Regions from separate parts of the Homo sapiens genome. Here regions 1, 2 and 4 are each linked to region 3. The links are chromatin contacts, found by Hi-C or POLR2A ChIA-PET in ENCODE. All regions are on one chromosome and are shown on one strand. Each heading gives the region's core, a stretch centred on a gene start or an enhancer-like site at or near the end of the contact. The rest is flanking DNA. Distances are from core to core; before and after follow the strand shown.

The links. Hi-C counts contacts between places; a loop is a spot of excess contacts on that map. ChIA-PET counts read pairs that join two places held with the same protein, here RNA polymerase II (POLR2A). Pooled maps may share reads with other maps.
Region 1: a pooled map shows a loop between it and region 3 (5-fold over the local background). The contact joins two enhancer-like sites. A Hi-C loop is called at or near these places in 5 of 37 single-sample maps with no recorded cell type and 7 of 50 pooled maps.
Region 2: a pooled map shows a loop between it and region 3 (12-fold over the local background). The contact joins the promoter of OSBPL10 here to the enhancer-like site in region 3. A Hi-C loop is called at or near these places in 1 of 37 single-sample maps with no recorded cell type and 8 of 50 pooled maps. POLR2A ChIA-PET finds 5 or more read pairs at or near these places in 1 of 52 experiments (PC-9).
Region 4: a loop to region 3 is called in a map with no recorded cell type, with 4 times the contacts of the local background. The contact joins two enhancer-like sites. A Hi-C loop is called at or near these places in 14 of 37 single-sample maps with no recorded cell type and 7 of 50 pooled maps.

Annotation. Positions count from the first base shown.
Region 1 is chr3:31,916,160-31,921,054 of GRCh38, reverse strand. All of the region lies in intron 1 of OSBPL10 (oxysterol binding protein like 10), which reads left to right. Among named protein-coding and RNA genes, the nearest start is that of OSBPL10, 63 kb to the left of the region's middle. Within about 2 kb of position 3,639, at least 2 of the 41 ENCODE cell types and tissues checked have a DNase peak (open chromatin) inside an H3K27ac peak, as active enhancers do.
Region 2 is chr3:31,978,780-31,983,654 of GRCh38, reverse strand. It overlaps OSBPL10 (oxysterol binding protein like 10), which reads left to right and starts at 2,393. Exons shown (of 12, transcript NM_017784.5): 1 at 2,393-2,756. The coding sequence starts at 2,476. It overlaps ZNF860 (zinc finger protein 860), which reads right to left and starts at 1,905. Exons shown (of 2, transcript NM_001137674.3): 1 at 1,753-1,905. RefSeq lists a silencer at 2,634-2,703 and an enhancer at 4,258-4,307.
Region 3 is chr3:31,635,966-31,641,117 of GRCh38, reverse strand. STT3B (STT3 oligosaccharyltransferase complex catalytic subunit B) reads right to left here. Exons shown (of 16, transcript NM_178862.3): 16 at 3,502-5,134. The coding sequence ends at 5,054. Among named protein-coding and RNA genes, the nearest start is that of OSBPL10-AS1, 66 kb to the left of the region's middle. Within about 2 kb of position 3,902, at least 2 of the 41 ENCODE cell types and tissues checked have a DNase peak (open chromatin) inside an H3K27ac peak, as active enhancers do.
Region 4 is chr3:31,245,204-31,249,982 of GRCh38, reverse strand. No RefSeq gene overlaps it. Among named protein-coding and RNA genes, the nearest start is that of MIR466, 86 kb to the right of the region's middle. RefSeq lists an enhancer at 4,373-4,442. Within about 2 kb of position 1,947, at least 2 of the 41 ENCODE cell types and tissues checked have a DNase peak (open chromatin) inside an H3K27ac peak, as active enhancers do.

The sequences.
Region 1 (4,895 bases), core at 2,390-4,889, 280 kb before region 3:
AATAGTGAGAAACTTGGAGTATTAGTCCATTTGTGTTGCTATAATGGAATACCTGAGACTGGGTAATTTATTTTAAATAATAGAGTTTTATTTGGCTCATGGTTCTGCAGGCTACACATAAAACATAGTGCCGGTATCTGCTTCTGGTGTTGGCTTCAGGAAGCTTCCAATCATGGTGGAAGGTGAAGGGGGAGCTAGTGGATCACATGGTGAGAGAGGGAACAAGAGAGAAGCCAGGCTTCTTTAAGCAACCAACTCTTGGTGTGAACTAATAAATAGAGTGAAAACTCACTCATCACCAAGAAAATGGTCCCAAGCCATTCATGAGGGATCTGCCTCCCTCCCACGACCCAGGCACCTCCCACCAGGCCCCACTTCCAACATTTTGGATCACATTCCAACATGAGATTTGGAAGGGACTGATATCCAAACCATATCACTTGGCCTCTACCATCTACCATCCATCTACTTAATTGTTTAGTTCCAGTACACATGTGTAGCAGTAGCAGCATTGGTAACCTGCATCCCCATGGGAAGCAACTTTATCAGCTAGAGTACAATTCTTATGTGCTGTTCCTTTTGCCTTTACTCTTACAGATGCCACTCACTTGCAAAGTCACTTAGGTTACTCTTTCTCCTACCTCCTTCAGTAAGGTTGTTTCCTACATTTGTAATACAATTAGATTCTTTTGTCACAGGCTGGGTTCTTTCCTAGGATCCCCTGACTTCCTAAATGATTCTTCTTTTCAAATTTGCATATATCCAGGTTCACTCTTTGTGTTGGACAGTTCTATGAATTTTGACAAATGCATGTCACATATCCACCAATACAGTATCATACAGAATATTTTCACCATCCTAAAAATTCCCAATGCTTCACCTGCTTATTCCTCCCTTCCTCCCCTAAACCACTAGCAACCCCTGATCTTTATAATGTCTTTATAGTTTTACCTTTTCCATCTTCTGCATTTTAAATTCTTTACACTTGAATCTCTTGAGCACCCACTGACAATGGCTGGCCAGTCAGAACTCATAGTCATTATTCTATTATTCTGCTCCTCTGGAGGGCACAGAAAGTTGGACTTCTCTTTGGAATAAAGTAGAAGATAGTTATGAAAGCTAAAATGCATTATCTTAACAACACGTCCATGTTTCACAGTCTGCACTATTAGTGCCATTATCCTCTAATAAAAAAGTGCTTTCATTCTAGTCTTCCTGTAAAGCCTGATTTGGTGGATAGATTTGCAGTGCCTGTGTTGTACTTCCTGTTTTCCTCAGCCCAGGATAGTGATTGCTATTTACTCAGCAAACAGTTTTGGAGGCACATTCTGGAAGCCATTCCTCCTGCTCTGTGAACTGCCTCCCTGGACCTTTGGTAATGATGTTTATTAACTCTGGTGATATGATTGGGTGAAAGAGACAAATCAGATCCTCACTTAGAAATTTGAATTGATGAGATAGCCGGTTGGGATGAGCACATTCCTGGAATTCTAGAAGGTGTCATCTTGGGAACTGAAACCACTATGTTCATTTCTGGAAAAACAGAGATTGGAACCAGAGGGAGAAAACACTTCCTCTCTGTTGGTTGGATTTCCAGTCTTTGCTCCAGCCCTTCCTAAGACCTGGCCACCTTCCTTGGCTCCTGTGAGATGCCTTGAGCCTCATTCAGTAAGTCACCCCGATGTATCCTCAAGCAACCAAATTAGTTTCTGTTACTTGCAATAAATAAGTCATAGGGAATTTATCTATGTTTTAAATTTGGTCTTTTCCTCTGCGGAGTGCTGTTCTAAGTGGATTTGATATGTCAGACTTATTTACATTAATACTAAAGCATTATAAAGGTCATGATAGAAATCTGTGTAAGAGGCAAAGAAAGGAGTGGTTGAGTCTACCTGAGGGCAGGAGGACACAGTCCATGAAAGAGGCGATCTTTCCAGGTGGTCTGGGCAGGGCATTCTGGGTAGAAGGTACAGTATGAGCAAAAGCCCAGCATTTGGAATCATCTTCAGGAGTTGCAGGATGTTTGACATAGGGTGTGACTGGGGGCAGTTGGTAGGCAGGTGAGATCCAGGCTGTGAGTGCCTCATGCTGTGAAGTTTGACTTTATCTTGTAGATCGAAACCACAAATGGGCTTTGGATGGGCTATTTGTGGCCTGCATATGTGTTTTGTTTTGCTTGTGCAAATGTTTTCCATCACTAGTTGCCATGATTTAAAAATCAAATGCTTTCCCTTAAACATCTGAATATGTACAAATTACCACTGTCTGAAATTTTTTGGAAGATTTATTAATAGATGGTCTAGCAGTAGTGGGCCTGCATTCCACATGGCACAGGAAATGGGGTATGTGGGCCCCTGTTGCCATGGTCTCACCTGGTCTACCCCATACACTGACTTTGCTTTCCTATCCTTATAGGCTTGGGCTGGAGGTAGTGGGGCCAGTGACTTGCTTACTTTCATTTGTTTCCTGTTTGGTCAGCAGTGGTCCCAGTGATGACCGCCTTACTATCTCATTAACCCTTTTCCTTTCTGAGGTGATTTTCCATTCCAAACTCTTTAGACACAAAACTGCTCTGGAGCCAGGCATGGTAGCTCACTCCTCAGGAGGCTGAGGCAGGAGGATCGTTTGAGCCCAGGAGTTCGAGGCTACAGTGAGCTATGATCATACCACTGTACTCTGGCCTGGGCAACAGAATGAGACCCTGTCTCTTTAAAAAAAAAAAAAAGAAAAGAAAAAACAACTCCAGTGTGTGTCTTCTAGATGTTTTTGTTTCACTTTCAGGGACTTGTCTTGCTGTCTTTTAACTTTGTCATTATTACTATTTTTTAAAGCAAAAGAGAAAGTTTAAAATACTGGCATAAAGGTTAAGTGAATTGTCATTGTGTTTTTAATAACTGAGGAGGGCTTTTGTTTGGAATGATATTTATAGTAAGTTGTTCTTTTTCAATTATTAGTTTATTAAAATAGTAAATTTTAAAACCTAGTATTTCTTGAACTTTAAGCTCAACTTGTAGATAAATTTTTATTTATAAAGTAGTAATTTTCATGTCAAAAATGGTTTCACTTATTCATTGATTAACCTCACTTAGTTTCTAAATTTAACAAATTAAAGTTATTAAGGCTGTTAGCACCACTTAAAGATTTAATCAGAGTCCCTTGATGTTTTAAACTGTAATCACACATTTTAAGTATCTGTTTCTCTCAAACACCTTAACTAAGGCTGATAACAAAACCGAGGAGCAAAGTCAGCCTCATACTTCAGCAGCTCTTGGGAATTAGTGCAGTAATCCTACTGGAAGCCAAGAGGAAAAAAGAGTGCGTTAGTCCAGTCAAGGTTACATGTTTTGAGGTATTGATTGATTGATTGTCAGCATACTAGATCAGTTTGTACCTTCCAAGGTGCTCCTTCCTATCTCAACAGCTAGTTTCTTTTCTCTTTTTGTGTTTTAAATCAGGCAGCCTCCAGAACCAGAATAGGTTCAGAGAGACTCTCAAAAGCTGGTTGCTTGATAAAAACAAAGCATACTTGTGAGTAGGAGGTTTGGGTGTCTGTAGTCTTTCAGCTGGGGGTTACCTATTTGCATAGGTTGCACTTGTCTGCAGCCAGGTGTGCTAAACTACCCATCATGTAAATTAACAGAGGCTCTTGAATGTACTTTTTTTCTCTAGTCAAGCAGTAAGGATTTATTCTTTTCATTTTTCACAACATAGCAAAAGACACCTCGTTAATAGCTTTTCACTATAAAGACTGTAAAGATTGAATTACTTTCTCATTTGGTTGGGACTCCTAGTGGAGTTGGACACTGAAATTCCTTTGCCAAGGCCCTTGGCCCCACCTCACATGAACGCTGTAACTGTCGTGTAATTTCTTGTGTGGGGCCTAGTGTGGGCACCGGTGGGATGCTGAACCCCGGCTGTGACACCGACTTTGTCTTGTCTTATTCTCCAGTGTCCTATTGACCTCCTCCTGGAATCTCATTATTGATGTGCACAAGGGAAGTAAAGTAATGCAAGGAGGCACAGCCTCACATTATTTAGAAGAAATGCTTTTGGAGAGGCTTGAAATCGATTTTTTGAAATCTAAATATTAGAACAAAAGAGATATATTTAGTCTGCATATCTTAATAGGAGTCCCGGCTTACAATAAAAACATTTATTAAACAGTTAAAGATGGAAAGCAGAGATAAGCAACCATTTTCAGGAGAGGGCCAGGTGGATGAATCAACACAATTGGTCTTTTTGGCAAGAATGTTAAAACCTGTTGGTTTTGATTTTGTTAATTGGAAACAGCGAGGGAGATTAACAGGTGCCTGAGAAGTAATTAATCAGGGATTTAGAGAGCTTTTATGTTATCAGGGAAAGGTGATTTTGAAAGTGTCCACTCCAATATTTAAGAGTACTGAGTGGAACAAACATTTACATTTTTACTGTATTGATTAGCTTACTCATTGGTGAGCCATGGACTGTGGAAAATGATCATTTGTGGGGGTGGGTGATAAAAGACTAAGAGTCAATTTAGAGTGAGGTTTGGTGCATGAAAAAAGGTGTCAGATATTTTACTTCTGACTGCTCATGAGAACAAAGGCATCATAATGCTTATAACCAACCTGTTGTTACACTTGACTCCTCTGTTTTTAGAGGCAGTGGGGTGGCCACTCACTCTACACTTGCCAAATCACCCAATTAGGAAGACAAACCAAGAAGGAACATTTTACGTGACTTTAGAATTGGGGAAATAGGTGAGTAGGAAGCTGTACAAAATATGCACATTGATTTCTGCATGTTAACTTATTTTGGGTTCTAGAATGTAGAAGCCAGTATCAGTGCATCCATGTTTGTGTGCTATAGCCTTTTGGATAGAATTTGATCAGTATCAAAATAAATACATGCATACT
Region 2 (4,875 bases), core at 1,144-3,643, 340 kb before region 3:
GAACAGTGTCACCAGCAGGAGGAACAGCATGTGCTTCATCACTCTTTCATGATATAGCCTCTACTTTCAGCACATCTGCTCCACTCACCTCTTGGACATTTTTGATCCCATACGGCTGGCTTGCTCCTGCCCCATCCTGGCCTTGACTATTCCTTTTAGCTTAGTTCCTTCCCCACTTGAACTGGTCTATCTCAAGGGTCTAATTTTTTAGTCCAAGGTGAGAATTTGTTGTGCTAGCTCATTCAGTCTTAGGTTGGCTGCATAAGGTGGAGTAATGGTGGCATAGGTTAGGTAATATGAAATAAAATGACACTTCTCCTCTTTTAGCAGGAGCTTAAGGTGGCAGTCTCCAATAAAAGGCATGTTGTTTTGGTACATAATGCTGACATTTATAGTCCAGTATGCACCTACCTTCCCACCTTCAGTCTGTATGTCAATGCAGGACTCAATGAACACTCATATATGATCAGTAAGTTAGCTTAGGCAAAGCTATGCTGTGGTAAAAAATAATGCTAAAATCTCAATGGCTTCAAACAAACATTTTGTGCATGTTACATGGCCAACACTAACTGGCTTAGGATCTGCTGTATTCCACACCTTCTCACTCCAGGACACAAGCTTAAGGAGAGTCCTTATCCGGGACATGCTGCTCTCCTGGGATAAGGAAAAGAGAAAGATGGTGGAACCATATGACTGCTCTTAAAGCTTATGTTTGGAAGGGGCATTCATTACTTCTGTTCACATTCCATTGCTCAAAGCAATTCCATGGCCAAGCCTAAGGTCCATGTGGAGGAAGGATACTCTTTCCATAGGAAGCGGCAGTAAATATTTTGAACAAATGAACATTCTTGCATAGTTTATTACAGCCGGTATCATTTGTCCCATTTTGCAGTGAGAAAACTAAGGCTAAAAGAGGTAATTTGATCAAGGTCATAGGTTAGAATTCAGCTCTGAATGGCTTCAAATTTGGTCCAGGCAAGCTCTTTTCAGATTTTTTTTTTTTTAACACTATGTAGGCACCTGGAATTGTAATTTACTCAGGGGCACAACCACTTCTCTTCAACTCCAGAAGCTTCTCCGTGCATCTCTAGAGCTAAACCACCCATGAAATCTTCCTGGAAGGATGTGAAGCTAGAAAGGGGTTGGGCTCGGGGAACTGTCCCTTTGAGAGCTGACTTTTCCATTTAGTAATTTTTTTTAACTCTTGAAGTATTTATCTGCTTGATGGGTTTGTAGATCCTTTGGACGGAGATCACCTATCATCTATCACCTTTTGTTTTGTCTGTGTGTGTGTGAGAGAGAGAGTCTGAGTTCCTCAAAGCTTTTTTCTAGGTAATTTTTGATACTTCAGATTACAATGGATATCTATATTCACAAAAAATATTAGTGGGATAGAAAGAGTATCTTTAGGTAGGAAGAGGGGCGCAGAAGTTACAGCCAACACAGAGAATCCTTCAATGTTTGTAAATATCTGTTAATTTCCCTTGCCTCTGGAGCAGTTTTCCCGGTTTCAGAGCCTCTGCTCCTAGGTGCACGTGCAGTGTGGTAGCAATGGATAGGTTTTGACTTGCCAGGTTTATGCGTGCCATTCAGGGCAGGGGATTAGGGTTAGGCCAGTGAGTGACCTAGGACACTCAATTTAAGGAAGCACTCGCACAAACCTGAGAGTTCGCGCGCCTCACCCCAGCCCAGCCGTGTGTCTGTTAAGCATTTATCATAATCCTGCTGCATGAAAATGCCCGGCGAGCTTACCTGTGAGGATCACCTGCCACTCCCCTCCTCCGCCAGACAACGCGGAGGGCCTCCCTGAGCTGTGACTTTGCTCCGCCGGTGATAATTTCCAGGTTACTGTGTAGGAGCGTCTGGCGCAGCATCGTGTGCGGAAGACCGAGAGAGGGAGTGTGCGTGTGAGCCTGTCAGGCCGGGCGGGTCCATATCCGGGTGGACCGGGTGGGTGGGGCTGCCCCTCCCTCCAGGTCCCGAGGTGGATAAGGGGTGGGGAGTGACGTGCAGAGATTCCCTTTCGCCCCTTCGGATCCAAGAGAGGGTGGCAGAAGGAATGCGTGGGTGACTTGGCGTGGATTTAGGGCGTGCCCACCCTGCAGATCGGCCTCCTAGAGTGTCCCGAGGGCCTGAGAGGCCGCAGGGACACGAAGGAAGAGAAGGAGGAACCCGAAGAGGGCTCGCCTAGCCGGCCACCCGCTCCGAACTTGCCCGGGAAACTAGTGCGGAGGGAGGGGCCGGGCCCTGGCCGCGGCGGGAGGAGGGGCGGCCGCAGCTGCATCCAGCCCCGTTGGCTTCCTTCCCAGCTCTCCTTCGCCTCCTCCTCCTCTTCCTCCTGTATGAGTCAGGCATTTCCCGGGGATTTGGAGCAGGCACGCGCGGCCCGGGCGTCCGGAGCTGTAGCAGCAGCAGCAGCCGCCGTGCCGGGGCCGCCACCGCGGCGGGCACCCGCGTCCCGGGCGCCCACGGACCATGGAGAGGGCAGTCCAGGGCACAGACGGCGGCGGGGGTAGCAACAGCAGCAGCCGCAGCAGCAGCCGTGCTACCTCGGCGGGCTCCTCGCCCTCCTGCTCTCTGGCGGGCCGGGGGGTCTCCAGCCGGTCGGCGGCGGCCGGGCTCGGCGGCGGGGGAAGCCGCAGCAGCCCGGGCTCTGTGGCCGCTAGCCCGTCCGGGGGAGGCGGCCGCAGGAGGGAGCCGGCGCTCGAGGGCGTGCTCAGCAAATACACCAACCTCCTCCAGGGCTGGCAGAACAGGTAACGCGCCAGCCGCCCGCGCCACCGCGCGCCGCTGTGTGTGTGTGTGTGTGTGTGCGTGCGTGTGTGTATGTGTGTCTGTGTATGTGTGTGCGCGCGCGATTGTGCCTTCAGCGAACCCAGTGATGCCTCCCAACGGTGCCCTTCCTGCGTCCCTGCTCCCCTCCAGGTGGGGTTCTCAGGATGGGGCGCGCCGTGGCTCCACCCCGGGACCGCACCGCAGTGGCGGGGAGGGAGGCGAGAGCCCTGGTTTTCTTCTATGCTGGCACCTGCAGAGACTGGAGTGGTGGCAGGAGGATCGTGCTGGTCCCCGTGCTCTGCTTGTCCGCGGTTTCCCGCACGCCTGAAGAATGACTGGGAAAGGGAGGCAGAAGGGGCGTGCTTTGTGCCGGGGTGAAAAAGCGTTAGCACGTCCGCTCCGATTACAGTAATTCTCTAAGTAACAGTTCATTTTAAAGTTTGGTGTTTCAGAACACCACCACCATCAACAAAAAACCTGCCACTTGTCATCCTGGGCGACTGTGCATACTCCTGCCCCAGTTTGTGCCTTGCAGCCTCCGATGTTTGTAATGGAAGTTTTGTTTAAAAACAGAAAGAGGCCGGGCGCGGTGGCTCACCTCTGTAATCCCAGTACTTTGGGAGGCCGAGGCGGGCAGATCACGAAGTCAGGAGTTCGAGACCAGCCTCGCCAACATGGTGAAAACCCGTCTCTACTAAAAACAAAAAAAATTAGCCGGGCGTGGCGGCGCGCCTGTAATTCCAGCTACTCCGGAGGCTGAGGCAGGAGAATCGCTTGAACCCCGGAGGCAGAGGTTGCAGTGAGCCGAGATCGCGCCATTGCAATCTAGCCGGGGCGACAGTGCGAGACTCCGACTCAAAAAAAATAAATAAATAAAATAAAATAAAATAAAATAATAAAAAGAAAGAAAAAATACCCTCCCCCTTTTAATATTAGTAGCAATTTACATTATTATCATTATTTCCTCTTCAGGTCCCATTTGAAGTTTCCTGCTCACTTCCCCCTTGCAGTTGAGAAGCCTAGTTATGGACACGTGGAAGGATGGGGCTGTCGAGGAAAGGGGCTCAGGAGGCACTTGGAATGGTGGTAGTGTGTGTGATCTGCCATCGTGAGGAAGACAAGAACAGATGTGGCACTACTGTTTACTTTTTGTTTTTGTTTTTTTTTTCAATTTGTTTTCCAAAAACAAGCCAGAGGGAAATACAAGTGTCAGTGCGAGGAGAACAATGCTTTTTGGAGAGGTGGTTGGTGGGATATTTTGTCCTGCCTATTTAACAGTCTCCAGATCTTAATAGACTTGGGGCTCTTAAGGATGTTTGTGAGATTTGAATTATACCCTGGAAAGTTGCTTATCTCTGCTGCATGGACTATATTACTTGGTTATCTCTTCCTGTAGATTGTTTGGAAATGTTCAGATTTGCTTCCATCTGAAACATATCAGCCAGTTATCTGCACGAAACTCAACTTGGAGGAAGAGGTCTTTTGAAGTATGGAAACTGAGTTGTTTCTATATTGATATTCTACATATAGGACTTTCTGAGTCACCTGGGCTTCCTGGGAGATGTGTTACTATGTTAGTGGAAGTTGCACTTAACTTTTGAATCCTTTTATTTCTCAAAATAGTCCTAGTGTCTGCTGTTGCCTCTCCCTTCCCCTTTCAATTCGTGAAAGCTGAAAAAGAATAGGTAGAATGCGTAGGTAGAGGGAGATATGAGATGACTAAATCTGATTTCAGTTCTTGGTAATTATGTCTCGTTAATGGCAACTCAAGGTGCCTTGTCAGTAACAGCATTTTGTTGGTGTGTTGAGCAATCACTTAATGCTTTTTCTTCAAGTAGATTATGAGGCCAGCAAAGCTTTTACCCTGGATTACAGTTATTTTATTATTTACTTGCTGGGGAACAATATTTTACCTTGCAGTCTGTATTAAAGGATTTGTTATTTGGAGTGGATTTAGGAGGCATTGGAGTAACATTCTTTTGCATTATTTTAAACCCATTGTGGTGTTTAGATTGGAGGCAAGGTTGAGAAGAAGCACATTTAATGCCAATAATAATACCTACGTGATAGCAGGCTACCTAGGTGAAATGTGGTATTAAG
Region 3 (5,152 bases), core at 2,653-5,152:
ATGGAGGGACAGATGGACTTACTCTACCATATTTTCTGAATTATCTTAAAGCTATATATTAAGTCAACATACACAGAGCTCTGTGGAATATAACAGAGGGTCTAGAAATAGATGCATATATGGACATATGATTTACTACAAAAGGGATACTGAAGAGCTGTAGGAAATGAACTGTCTTTTCAATAAATGGTGCTGGGTCACTTAGATATACATATGCCAATAAAACCCCTTAAAAGAAAAACAATTCACATTGTGCTCAACAAATGAATTATAGGTGGACTGCAAAGCTAAGTATAAAAAGTAGAACAATACATTTTCTGGAAAACACAGCAGACTATCATCATGGCTTCAAGTGAGGAAAAGATTTTGTATAGGTATACAAGAGATGGAAATAGACTATATTAAAATTATTAATTCCTAGGCAATTTGCAACACAAATGAAGGCCTTATATACAAGACAAAGAATTCCTATTAACATAATAAATTTTTAAAAAACCAGGAGAAATGTATTAGAACCAACACCTTATAAAAGGGAGATTTCTAAATGGCCAGCCTTATTAACCTAGAAATATCAAACTAAACATCATGACAAATCATTATTCACCCACCAGAGAGGCAAAATTAAAAAGATGACAGGGGTTGACTGGGATATGGAAGTAACCATCAATTCCACTTTTAGAAATACATGCATATAAGCACCAAGGGAGATGTAAGAGTATTCCTCTAACATTGTTGGTAATATCCTCAAACTGGAAACAATGTAAATACCCTTTAGCAACAGAATGGATATGTGTGAGAGCCAGCTACAGACATACACAAGGAATACTATATATAGCAATGAAACAAAAAAAACGTGTAGCTGCAAGCAACAACCTCGATGCATTTCACAAATAGTGGGCAAAAGAAGACAGATAAAAATCATACATACTCTATTATTCCATTTCTATAGTTCAAATAGATGCATCTCAACATGTTTAGAGAGAAATACTGAATTGGTAAAACCATAAATCAAAGCACCAATAAAGACCAATATAATGATTACCTTTTGGAGAGGGAAGTGGGACAGGATAGTGACCACAAGGGGTCATGAGGAAGCTTCTGGAGTACTGGCACTGTTCTGTTCTCTTGACCTGTGTCACGGATACAAAATTGCTCACTTTGCAGTTAATTCACTAAGGTGACCCCTGAACAATGACTGCCAATCAAAAATTCACATAAAACTTTTGAGTCCCCCAAAACATAACCAGTAATAGGCTATAAAACAGTGATAAGTGTCACACATGGTGTTTTAAGTGGATACTAGCAACACTTGAGCTCATAGTAGCAACAGATGGCTATATTATAGAACAGTATTTTATGCAGTTATGATTTAATATGGCTTTACATTGGTTTACATTTCTCAACTGTGAATGGCGCCATGTAGTGAGCTTAAGTTTTCATAAATTTTAACATATGATAGACTTGTATATATTTTATGGTAGTAAATGATAAAAGAATAGTACCTAGGCCAGGTGCAGTGGCTCACCTGTAATCCCAGCACTTTGGGAGTTCGTGACAAGTGGATCACTTGAAGCCAGGAGTTCGAGATGAGCATGGACAACGTGGTGAAACCCCATCTCTACTAAATATACAAAAATTAGCCAGAGATGGTGGTGGGCACCTGTAGTCCCAGCTGCCTGGGAGGCTGAGGCATGAGAATCGCTTGAACCCAGGAGGTGGAGGTTGCAGTGAGCCAAGATCATGTCACTGCACTCCAGCCTGAGTGATGGAGCAAGACTGTCTCAAATCAACAGCAAAAAAGTAGTTATCTATATACTTTGTGCATTAATCACATAGCTTTTTCTTAACTTTTAAAATATTTCTAGGCTATGCGGTTCATTTGCAAGCTTTTTTCAAATTGTTGTAAATCTCCAAAAATGTTTCAATACATTAATTATATAGGTTTTTTGAGACAGCATCTCACGCCGTTGCCCAGGCTGCAGTGCAGTGGCACGATCTCGGCTCACTGCAACCTCCGCCTCCCAGGTTCAAGCTATTCTCCAGCCTCAGCTTCCAGAGTAGCTGGACTACAGGAGCCTGCCACCACGCCCAGCTAATTTTTCTAATTTTAGTAGAGATGGGGTTATACCATGTTGGCCAGGCTGGTCTCGAACTCCTGACCTCAAATGATCTGCCCACCTCGGCCTCCCAAAGTGCTGGGATTACAGGCGTGAGCCACCATGCCTGGCCAAAATTTTTCAATACATTTATTGAAAAAAAATCCATGTGTGCAACTCATGTTGTTCAAGGGTCAACTGTACATTTTTGTGTTCTCTTGTGTTACATTTCACAATAAAAATAAGACATGACATTTCATTACTGTTTTTGGTCTGTCTCAATTTCCTACTATTTCCATGGCAGACAGCTGTTGAGCTCAACATTACTCCACCTATCTCGATTAAGGACTATGGGCAACATGGCAAAACCAGCATTAAGCAGCAGCAGCTACAGCAAGATGAAAAGAGTTCTGGAGACTGGTAGCACAACAATGTAAATGTACTTCACTATTGAACTGTATACTTCAAAATGGTTAAGTTGGTAAATTTTATTTAATATGTATTTTACAACTCATTTTTTAAAAACGAGAAACAGCTCCAAATTTCATGATCTTACACCCCCTTGGCTATGGAAACTCAATACAGGATGCTTTTATACTATTTTAGTCCTCTGGTCACTTGGTCATGGCCTAGAATGCAAATGAATTAAAACTCCACAACTATAAACTCAAGTAGGTTACAATGTAAGTCTTGAAAGGGAATTTTCTTTGGAGTTGCTGCCTCACTGCCTTATTTATACTACAGAGCACTACAGCCTAAAAGCTGTTTTATAGTCTAAAACTTCAAGGCCACGATCTTTAAGTTCCTTTGGTGTACAATGTTAGTGATCACACATGAAATGAATTAAGAGATCTAAAGAATATTTTAAGTCAATTATCCTATATTCCAATGTATTCAAACTACTATTTCACTTTTGTGCTACAATACAAGTGCTCAAACAGTTACAATATGGTATTTTACTGACAAGATACACTGAACCAAAATGTTGTTTCCTGAGAAAGGTGAGGGGTCTTTCCTTTGGGATTTTTCTAATGAGAAAATTCTATACTGAGACTTGACATTTCATTACCAGAACTTCATGGATGGTTTTGTTAGGTCCCTATCCTTATTAAACAGAGATAAAATTCCTAGTTGGCTAGGTGTTCCCCCTCCCCAAATCCCTTCCAAAAACAAAACAAAAAACAAAAAACAAAAACAAAAACAAAAACAAAAAAACCTGAGATTTTCATTCCAGGGTAAAAGAAGGCCAAATAAAATAGCTTGGTCTAAGATGAAATAATCTAACGTATTTTTTTCCACACATTTTCTTTAAAACCTTTGTGAAAGTCAACAAGGAAGAAGGAGGTATGTGTTCAGTACCAATTCCTTTCAAAACCAAAAGATTTGTAAAAAACAACACTTAACACAAAATTTGAATTAACTTTATTTCCCCTACAGTCAACAACTTCTCTGCATTGAATTTTAAAGCAACAAAGTAAAATAAAATCCCCCAAATGACAAGGTATCAGAAATCCAGACTTCGTTACACTCTATTTGTGAAAATGTTCAGCCATTTTATTGTTCTGTAAAGGAACCATCATCTGGGTCAAAAATGAATTCTATAAATCAAAGAATATTCTACACCTTGGAAAAGAAAATCAGCAGTAACATTCTCACTGAATATTGTAAATTACATTTTTCTTCATAAAAGGTACATACTATTCTGCACTTTTCCACCAAAAGCAGTGGTGTGTTATGCTTGTTATATAAAAAAAAGTTATATCCTGTGGCAGGAAAAACCCTTTCTCTTTCACTTTTACTAAACAACTGGAGAAAATGTTCAAGTCTGTATAAAGTTGCCTATAAGCTGGAAAGTGAACTTGTTCAATCTCCATTTACATTTTAGTGCATTTTTTGACAACTGTCACATTTTTAACAAAAGTAAGAAAATGCATATAGCACTAAAGAGTGTTTCATCAAATGCTTAAGGGATTAAAAAATATGGAGCAGAGAACAAAATCATTGTGAATGGATGAACTGTTGTAAAATGAAAAAAGTCCAGGCAAAGTTGTTACAAGTCTTTTGTCACTTTGATGAGTCACAGAAAATGAACTTTGGATACCTGTCCACTTTAAGGGTTTTTTCCTTAATCTTTTGCATGTAAACATAGTGCTAACTTCAGTACTAAGATACCAAAACTCCGTCCTGGTAAGCAACATCCTGTGTAGTTGCCATGATTTCCAAAAAATATAAATTTAGCCCTTGAATGAATGATGTATGAAATCTGCTCTGTAAGTACCTGGTGAAAACGACTGCTAACAGCAGTAATAATGTGTCAACATAAAAAAACTACTTGAATCAATTAGCTACTCAGAGGTCCATCTTTGAAACAGCAGCTTCTTCTCAGAGCAAACAGTAAGCAACAGAAAATATACATTTGATGAAACATTCTTTGCATTAGAGAAACATGAAAATAAATATAATTCAAGGAAGTATAATGATTCTTCTAATATGTCTTTCTCAGACCTGTACTAGTTTACCGGTTCAAGAAGCTCTCATCACATTTTGTCACTTGTATTTTACATATTGCTATTCGGGTAATTCAAATAAAATGCAGGTCTTGTAAAAGAATAAAAACATTGACAAGTATGCATGTGCCAGGGACCAAATTAGAGGGTTCTTTGGTGCAGTTAGTCCAAATTCTCAGATTTGAAGGATAATATGTACCAATAAAAAAAAAATCTGCTGCTAGACATTTACAGCAGTGCTCTGTCTTGCTTCACATTAGAAATCGAAAACAGCTGTTCTCAACAAGCCAATTTTATTTTTTTAATCAGGCATTGCCAGAAAATTTTGTACATTAACCTGGACCAGTGATGGTTCTGTACCCTCTTTGCTGTGAAACACGACATGAGCTAAAGGCAAAGACCGGTTCTCACAAGGACAACTGCTTCAAGTTAGGAACCAGAACAGTGCATTTAAACAGTCTTCTTAGATATTTTCTTGCCTTTCTTAAAAACCAGCTTATTTTTAATGTAGCCACGCTTCCTTTTGGTAGTCTATAAAAAAACAAAACA
Region 4 (4,779 bases), core at 698-3,197, 390 kb after region 3:
GGTATTCAGACTTGTACTGTGTTTTGTTGCATTGCATTATACTGTACTATACTGTACTGTCCTGTTTTTTATTATATTTCTTTCTGCTGCTTATTGGTTTCAGTCTTTATGTATCTGTCCTTCAGTCTAGCAATTGTTTATCTATTTCAGTATTGACTGAACACTTTCAATACTGACTACTATATTCCTGGCCATGTGCTAAGCTTATGACATGCACTATCCCAGTATACACATAAAGAAACTGAAACTCAGAGAGATTAAGTGACTTGGCCAAGGTCATGCAATCCAGGGAAAGGCAAGTCTGGTTGACTCCATAACCCATGTTCTTAACTCCTACACATATTACCTTTCAAGATTGGTGATATGTATAGTGTCTAGGGGTGAGTGGAGGGTAGGGTGGGCTGGAAGAGAAAGGAAACATCCTGTCTTCTTATGTTTTAAAAGTCAAATCCTATTTAAAACAGGTGCCCATTTTTAGGATCATAATTTTTAGCCCTAACTTGTTCATGGCACAAGTGAGGGAGAGTATATGTTTAAAAAGTCAGGGCTGAAAAATTAAGCCTAAGCTTGCAAGCTTGTGAACACACATATAGTTCCATGAGCTCATGTGATTTCTTCAATCTGTTTAGTATACTCTAGAATCATGATTTTATTAATATATTAGTTTCCTGGGTTTGCTGCAACAAATTAACCACGAACTTGGTGGCGGAAGACAACAGAAGGTTGTTTGCTTACAGTTTTAGAGGCCAGAGTCAAATTGTCAGATGGGGTTGTGCTCTTTCCAAGGGCTCTAGGAATCTTTCCTGGCCTCTTCCAGCTTCCGGTGATTCCTGGAGGTCCTTGGCTTATAGCAGCATCACTCCAATCTCTGCTTCTGTCTTCACATGGCCTTCTTCTCAGTGTGTTTCTGTGTTAATTTCTCCCTCTCTTATCCTATAAGGACAGGCCATTGGATTTAGAGTCCACCCTAGTCAAGGATGATCTCATCTTCAGATGCTTACCCAAATCACATATGTGAAGACCTTTGTTCCAAATAAGGGACACGTTCTGAGGCTCTGGACGGACATACCTTTTGGAGGCCACCATTCAACTCACTAGAATAGGTTTACAGTGCTAGGCAATGCACAGTGCCTCTGTCTCTATAATTGTGTGATGCTCTACCTGCCGCTAGCTCTTTCACACATGATGTATAAGGATGAATGAGAGGCCCTGGGAGGCTGTGAGTGTCTGGAAGCCAACACAGTCAGATGGCGTTAAGCTGCCTTGATTCCTTCAGCAGTAGCCGTCTGTCAGTAAATAAAAGTCCAGACGCTTTGCAGAGCTAATGTGTCTTGAAGTACTCACACTCTTTGAGAGAAACTTGAGAAATGGGAAAATTGGGCTCAATATGTGTGAAAGAACTGTATCCTCTTCAGGGGAAAGCCAGTCTATACGTTTCAGAGAGCATTATTATTATACAGAGACACAAACACACAGAAACTAAGTGAAAAATCATATCTGCTAATATGCTCATTCTGGGGACTTGCCCCATTTCCCAGGCAGTTTCACGAAAAACTTTCCCTCTGAACTACCTGAAAAGAATCAATACCCACTGGATGAGTCATCACAGCCCAGGCTTCTTCCACAAACACAGCTGGGGAGGGCTGCTTAATGCAGTGTCCATTAAGGTTAACGGGCACTTCCAATAGGGTTTTTTCACGTTTCCCTTGACCAAGTTCAACTCACACTTCATCCAGACAGGTGAGTACTAAAGACTCATGTTTCATGAGTCCAGCTGCCCTGGTCATTTTGATCAATTCAATTTTTGGTTTCCTGGGAAATGGCATGGATGCCTGACTGTTCAGTGTTTGTCTTCGGGCAATTCAACACATTCAGTTTAGTTCTGCAAATGTGTCATTGGAGACTGTTCAGTGTTGGGATGCTGTGTTTGCCAGGTGATTCTACCTCCTGGGACCACATCCAGTGGGAGCTGGCAAAGTAAACAACCAAAGGTACAAGGGGAAGTGCTTTCCTCCAAGACTGTGCAGAGCTCCATGGCAACCTGCATGGGCAACAATTAATTCTTTAACTTTTTTTTTCTTATTGCAAAAAATAATCAACATTTCTGGTAGAACATACAGATAGGAAAAAAGAGAAAAACCGGAACTACTTATAATCCCATAACACAGAAATAACACTTCTTCACATTTGGTCTGTATCTGCATCTGTATGCATCTTTGTATCTTGGCCTACATTTGTGCCTGTCCCTTTGTCTGTGTGTGTGTCTTTATCTGTAACTAGATCTATATTATGCTTATATTTATCACTATATTTAAATAACATTTAAACATTTCCCATATATGTACCTACACATTTTATTTTATAATCTACTTGTTTACTTAACAGATCATTGCAAACATATTTCCATGTTACATGCATTCTTCTTCAAAATTTTTAGTAGCTGTGTATTATTCTATTGTATGGACAGAAGTTAGTTATTTAACCAATCCTGTACTACTCTGAATTTAATAATTTTATAGATAAATTTGTACATAAACCCTAATTTTGTCCTTAGGAAAACCCCTAAAATTGAAGCCTCAGTGTCAAAGTTAGGTATGTGTATGGAGCTTTTGCCTCAAAGGAGCAAGAAAATTTGCCTGGGAGGGGTTGGGAAGGAGGGAACAGGAAAGCATGACTTTTGAGTTGGGGCTTCAAGAAGGAGCAGAGTGTGGTGGAGGGGAGAGGTGACAGTCTTGGAAGAAGAGAAAAGGGGCAGGCAGGGGACTGCGGGGTGTGTCCAGGGTGCAATCTCTGAGCTCCTGAGTTCTGGGGGTGCTGTTGGGGAGGGCCTGGAGGTGTGGCCTGAGGGTAGCGGAGGAGGAAGGGAAGGGGACACACACACTGCAGATGTATCCAAATCTTTAGGGTTTTATGTTTCAAAGTGCACATTCCTACTGCTTTCCTTCCAGGTTTGAGATTTTCGTCTCTGCCCTCTCCCTTTGAGAATCCCTGTATAATAAGAGGCATGACTGATAGGCAATGTTGCCCATAGGAATAGTGTGGAGGCAGGAAAAGAAGAATCATTGTTAGGAACAGGAGGGAGCCACTGAATGTTTGTGGGCAGAGAAGTGACAGATTCCATGGAATTCACTTAGATATGCTCTGGGCTTCTCAAACCATCCGTGGTGAAGGACCAGCTGTTTTCTGCCTTTTCTCATATATTACAGACTGATATTTTTAGAAACTATAATAAAAAATGAGTTACTAGAAAAATGTAATAAAAAGGTACAAAATGCAAGCACCAATTATTAATTATTAGTTTCAACAGACACAAAATAGCTTGTCAAATTGCTACAAAAGCTTCACATGCTTGTCTTAATCTCTGTTCTCTCCTCATTGCACACCTGTAATCAACAGTTTGCCAATGTCCCCACTCTACAAATGATAGCATGAGTGCAGCCTCTGCTCTGCAAAGATCTGATCTGAGGGAGAGAGGCTGATTAGGAGGCTGTATGCTGTATTTTAGAAGACAGAGAGCAGATCAGGGCCTGGTCTAAGGCAAGAGCAGGGGTAAGAAAAGGAGGGAAGACAAATGAATGAGTAAGACTTTTGGTCTTATTTCAGCCATTTTGTTTTATGCTTAAAAAATGCTTTTGATTAGTTTCTTTGTTTTCTGTCTGATGCTACAATTTTTTAGGGGTGGCTTTTATTTTCTGTAATCATTTGGAAGGTACACATTCTGTTTATTAGCACTACAAGTAGTTTTCATTAAGTTTTTCAAAAACGTATGGCACCTTTATTTCTCCAAACTTGATAGAGGAAAAAAAAAAAAGAAAAAGAACCATTGTCTTTTGACCTCCCATTCTCTAAAATGAGAAATGCTCTACATTTCAACTTTCTCCTACTCTCCATTTTTCATTCTTTACTCTTGTTAATATAATTTGGGGGTTATACCTAAATTCTTATTATTAAACTATTATTATATGGCTTATATGTCTCATTTCATGATCGCTTTTGATATATTATAACCATATTTATAATATTCATTTAGATATAGCTCTGTGTTTAACTGGGTTCTGTGTTTACTGTTGGTGCTTTTATACCAAAGCTTTTTTTTTTTTAAAAAAAAAATCAAGTTCATTTATTTTGAATCACCTCTTGCTATGATGAATGAAAGCATTAAGTAAAATTGCCAGGGTAACCAACTGGGAGTGTGTGTGTGACATGAGAAGAAAAGCAGCCTGACCTCTTGGAGCCGGCTGGCATCACAGCTAGACTTTAGTGCTCTCCTGTTGAAAATAACTTCACAGAGCATCAGTGTCAGACCAGGCTACTCTGTGATGATGGTGGAGCATGACAAAGACAAGACCACTTCATGACCATGTCTGAACACAACAAAACATGTACATTGTACAAGCCACAGAAGTGACCAACCATCCCCCTCTCATGGCTAATACAAGGGATTGCTGCTTCTTTACCAAGTACAGCGTTAATCTTTTCTGGTCTTCCCACATTCTAGATAGATAAGATTTATTAAGATACCCATTCATAAGATACCCCTGCTTCTGGACATCAGCCAATCCAAACCAAAGCCCTACACACTAAAATCACTTAACACAAAACACAAATCCTACAAATGCTTTGTAATGCCCTCTCACTAACAAGACTCAAGGTTTCCCACGGTGTGAATTCTCCCTCACTGAAATGAGTAATAAACCCAACATTTTTAGATGTGTTCCTGGTGGTCTATAGCTGGAGGGCATTCACAAGGAGAATTATTGCTTTGATGGTCCTCCTTAT